Regions from separate parts of the Mus musculus genome. Here region 1 is linked to region 2. The links are chromatin loops, found by intact Hi-C in ENCODE. Cell type or tissue: heart. All regions are shown on one strand.

Evidence for each region. Hi-C counts contacts between places; a loop is a spot of excess contacts. Peaks named below come from ENCODE experiments on the same cell type or tissue, not always from the same donor. Only the 100,000 strongest peaks of a DNase experiment are listed, where the experiment ranks them.
Region 1: it touches region 2 in a loop (2.4-fold over the local background); 5 of 42 quality-filtered maps call a loop at or near these places.

Annotation. Positions count from the first base shown.
Region 1 is chr7:90,369,021-90,371,520 of GRCm38, forward strand. Sytl2 (synaptotagmin-like 2) reads left to right here. Exons shown (of 20, transcript NM_001368878.1): 5 at 2,437-2,500. Among named protein-coding and RNA genes, the nearest start is that of Ccdc89, 56 kb to the right of the region's middle. In heart, no CTCF peak of the experiment used is centred here; a DNase peak (open chromatin) is centred at 1,541.
Region 2 is chr7:90,300,887-90,303,386 of GRCm38, forward strand. It overlaps Sytl2 (synaptotagmin-like 2), which reads left to right and starts at 1,543. Exons shown (of 20, transcript NM_001368878.1): 1 at 1,543-1,857. In heart, a CTCF peak has its summit at 1,475; DNase peaks (open chromatin) are centred at 1,415 and 2,175; H3K4me3 peaks cover 1,404 bases; H3K27ac peaks cover 811 bases.

The DNA of each region.
Region 1 (2,500 bases), 68 kb after region 2:
AGGGGAGTGGGGGGGCATGGGGGACTTTTGGGATAGCAGTTGAAATATAAATGAAGAAAATACCTAATTAAAATAAATAAGTAAATAAGAAAGTGGGAAGGAGTAAGATATAATAAGGACATGTCTAGGACATGTCTGCCCCTTGGTGACAGCCAGTCTCCGTGTCTGGGTCAGACCCTCCGATTTTCCAGCTGCTTTACTTAATAAAGGAGATCATTTACACTGTGTCAGGCATCTGGTGTATACTGTTCATCAGATTTCACACTGGCCCATTTTGTGGGGAATTTATTACATTTATTTCCCCTTTCTTCCCTCAGAACCCTCCAATATACTCCCCTTTGCTTTCTTTCACATCCACGGCCTCTTTTTCAATTGTTGTTACCTGTGTGAATAAACACAACCTGTTCGGAATGCTTAATGTTACTTGTATGTATATGGTTTTAGAGTTGGCCATTATTGGATAATTAATTGGTGTACTCTTCCCGAGGAAGACTATCTCTCTTGCTCTCAGCATTCCTGTGTATGGTAGGCTTTGTATGGATGGGCTTTCCCCATTCGTGTTAGCATGGCTATTGGAGCTGTTCTTGTTCAGCTCACACTTCAGCAGCCACTCTGGTAAGACTTCGATGGGTGTAGCCTCTGACATTTCTAGGAGACACAATCTTACAACAAACTCCCTCTCTTATAGTCTTTCTGTCCCCTCTTCCACAATGATCCCTGTGTATAAGGTACAGAAGTTGTGTTATCTGTCTATCAGTTGGGGTTGGGCTGCACAGTTCTGCATTTTGACCTGTTATGTTTTTCTGTAATGGTCACTATCTGTTGCAAAGAACTTTCCTTGGTGATGGATGAAGGATAAAGTTATATGTGGGTATAAGGACAAATAGTTAAAATGTAGTTAGGAATTGTGCTAGTTTAATAGGGTGGCAATTGTAGGTTCTCCTCAAGGCCCATGGTCTACCTAGCACTGGGTAATTGGCTAGGTTCCCCTACTGACCACTTAAAGTGACACTGGAGAGAAATGGCCTCTCAGTTCTGAGGTGTTGGCCTTTCATGTGGACACCAAATTCTATCAGTGGCCATGCTTCTTTTTGACAACTTAATTTGACTTTGCGTCCACCTAGTACAGGAATAGATTTCCTATCAACTATGTCCAGATTTTGGTTCCATTACAAGTTCTTCCTGTATTTTCCGTTTCATATGTCCTGCCTTCCCCTTTCTTTGGCTTTGTGTGACGGGGCTGTAAATGACACCTCCTCCGATGTACTTTCTTTTTGGATCAATAAGGAAGGTGATGGAAGGAAGGATGATTTTCTTAAGAGCTTAATGAGAAAAAAAATAGCAGTTCAAATACAGAAATGAAACCACAAATTGCTAGCCTTGGGGTTTAGTGGCAGCAATCTTTGGCAAGGTTCCATGACCCTAGGGTGAATTGTTTCCTTGCCTGGGTTTCTGTTCCTCTGCCATGAGGGGAAAAGCCATCCCCTTCAGAGGATTTTTCCAAGCTCCTGATTCTGATGTCACTAAGAACCGGTAGAGATTGAGAGGGAGCAGCAGTTCCAGCCAACAGTGACTTCATTTTTTTTTTTTTTATGTCTATGGCAAAGCTCCCTGGAGCAAGCCTTCTCAGCAAGCAGATTTCCCTCCTGTCCTGGGATTCTGTGACCCACTTTTCTTCTTACTCATAGTCAAGGGAGTGGCCTGCTCAACTCATCATGCTCTTGGCACTCTTTGTTTACTTTCACCCCGGGGGCTGTGCAGCCTTTGGCAAGGGCATCATGGTTTAGAAAATCCTGTGGACTTCTTTCAAATAGCTGCCATCTACCCATCCCCCACTTTCTCAATGGCCTTCTGGTACTTTTCTTTTGTACCGGGGTAAGAACTCATCTATTAGCTTGTTGGAACGATGGTCATAAGAGATTGCTGTAACCCACTAGCTTTTGTGTATAGTTATCTGACTTGGTCATTCTATCTCCTTGGCAGGTCACTTGCCTTATCCAGTCTCTGCTTCAGTTATATTTTATATGTATTAGGAGGAACACTGCCATGGGATTAAGATTTTGTGACTTTATTTCAGCCATAAAGCCCATTGCTCACTTTCTCACGTGTATCTTATCTTAGATCTAAGTTTGAAACGAGTTCATTTCTGCAAGTTGAAGTTGTGAGTGAACCTCTTGTGTGCCTGTACCCTGGACGTCTTCAGGGACCCTAATAGGTGTTTTTGTCTTCTCTCATGCTGCCCTTACATCTTTGTCTCACCATTGCCTTTGTTTTGGTCCCTAATCATGGCTGGAGCCCAGTTTCTTCTCCCTTCTTGCAGTTTGATCTTGTAACCTTCCCCACTTCTCCTGTCTTAGAAGCTCTTGGCCGTGGAGCCATGATCGATGCCTCGGACAGGGTGAGATTTTATTTTCTGAGTGATGGTTTCTTTTGCAGTTCCAGTTTGGTGGATCCAGCTTCCAGTGTGATTGATATGTCCCAGGAAAGTACGAGGACTCCA
Region 2 (2,500 bases):
GCTGAAAGTGTTTTACCCTGAGGCTTCTCATTGGCTCTGTATTAGTAAATACTTTTAATATGCTTCTTCTCTTCTTTCTCTGTCTCTGTCTGCCTCTCTCCTTTCTCTGTATTGTGACTCATTCTCTAGCAGAGGCTGGCTTCAAACTCAAGGTAATCCTTCTGCCCACCTCCCCCGGCCCCTCTCTCCCACGGCTACTTTTAAAGTATCACATTATTTAATCCTAGCTATCTGTATAAAGAAACGGATGCAAATTGTGTCTTGGGCATTCTGAGCTTCTGGGCTAAAATCCACTTATCAGTGAGTGCATATTATATGAGTTCTTTTGTGATTGGGTTCCCTCACTTAGGATGAATATCCTCCAGATCCATCTATTTGTCTAAGAATTTCATAAATTCATTGTTTTTAATAGCTGCATAGTACTCCATTGTGTAAATTTGCCACAATTTCTGTAACCATTACTCTGTTGAGGGACATCTGGATTCTTTCCAGTTTCTGCCTATTATAAATAAGGGTGCTATGAACATAGTGGAGCATATGTCCTTATTACAAGTTGGAGCATCTTCTGGGTATATGCCCAGGAGTGGTATTGCTGGATCTTCCAGTAGTACTATGTTCAATTTTCTGAGGAACCACCAAACTGATTTCCAGAGTGGTTGTATCAGCTTGCAATCCCACCAACAACGCAGGAGTGTTCCTCTTTCTCCACATCCTTGCCAGCGTCTGCTGTCACCTGAGTTTTTTATCTTAGCCATCCTGACTGGTGTGAGGTGTCCTGTGAAGGTTCTATGCTCCAGTATAGGGGGATGCCAGGGCCAGGAAGTGGGAGTGGATGGTTTGGGGAGCAGGGGGAGGGGAGAAAGGATAGGGAGTTTTCAGAGGGGAAACTAGGAAAGGGGATAACATTTGAAATGTAAATAAAGAAAATATTTAATAAAAAAGGAAAAAAGAGAATATGATAAAAAAAAGGTATTGCAGGTTTTGAAGTGGGGGCCGTCTCTGGGAGAAGTTGGGGTACAAAAGGGAAAGAAGAATGTGATGTAAGTCTATTTATTCAAAATATGTTTTTAAGTGTTAACAAATTCAGATAAATTGAAATTATGTATCTTTTCTCGTCATAATGCAATAAAACTTAAATTAAGAAAGAAAGAAAGAAAGAAAGAGAGAAAGAAACTGATGGCCGGAGGGGTTAGAACATTTTGCTAGATTACAGGCACCTCTTCTCCCCGCATGGTGGTGACCGTCCCTACGTTTCAGATGGAAGGTATCCTCGACCCTCTTGCATAGGGACGTAAAAAAAAAAAAAGTGCCGTTTCCGTTCTTTTGGATAAAAACTCGATTGCTTCACTGACAAGTAGAGAAGGAGGCCTGGAAGGGAGAGAAGCCAAGCGCAGGGACCAGAGCACAGGAGGCGGCCCCGCAGGCGCGGGCGGGCGGGGCGAGCCCTGTGCTCCCTGGAAGGTCCCGCGCTGCCCTCCCCTCCGCCCGCCCCGAACAGCGGCGACACCTGGGTGGCGCAGCCGGCTGCGAGCGCTGGGCGGCAGAGAGAGGTTGGCAGCCCGGAGGAGGTAGAGCGGGCAGCCGGGGCTGCGGCGGAGACTCGGCGCGCGCTCTGGGTGTGACTTTTCTGTCTACTGGCGGTGTCGCTGGGACTGCTTTCTGGTCCTGCTCTGGGTCTTGGAGTAGCTGGAGGAGTTGGTGTAGAGAGAGATTTTTTTGTTGTCCTTGCTATCCTGGCTGCTACAACGTGAACCACCGGGGCGGCAACCAACAAGCTTCATCCCTCAGTTTCTCCTTTAGTTAGGAGTTCCTTCTGCTGCCCTCGCCGCCGTGTGTCCGCGAAGCTAGGGACACCAGGTAGGCAGTTGCGACGGAATTGGGGGTGGTACTTTGAAGGCTTGACCCCAGACCTGGGGCTGGAGACTGGCGGGACCTGGCTGCGGAGCAATCGCCCGCAGGGTGCTCAGGTGAGGAACAGCAGAGGTGCAGCGAAGGAACCCAGCTAAGCACCCCCCCCCCCCCGCGAACTCTAGTTTGAAAATTAACACATTTGTTTTGGGACAGTTTCCTCTACACCCAACCAGACCTCTTATCCTATAGAGTTAAGTCACATGGGTGGGATTTGCCAGCTTCAAACTGCAAAACCGCGTGTTTCAGGGTGTAAGACCCATCCAGCAGCCGTAGGAAGTGCGGTAGGAAGTGGGGTAGGAAGTGGGTCTCTGCGCTCACAGTGCCTCCTCCCCTTTCCTCCCTTTATAAGTCGTCTTTGGCTATGAGGGGCTCCATTTCCTGCATCGTTGAAAAGTTCTCATTTTTTACTAAGGGCTGGTATGTGACCAGCAGCTTCCAGGACGTGGGCTCTGGGTTGAGAGGGAGCCTAAACACACGCTTTGAATCACAGCTTTCTGACCCTACAGTCTAATAGCAGTGTGCAGAGGAAGCCTGGGTGGGGGAGAGGGGGCAGTTCAGATACACAACTGGAGGGTCGGCGGGGTCCAAA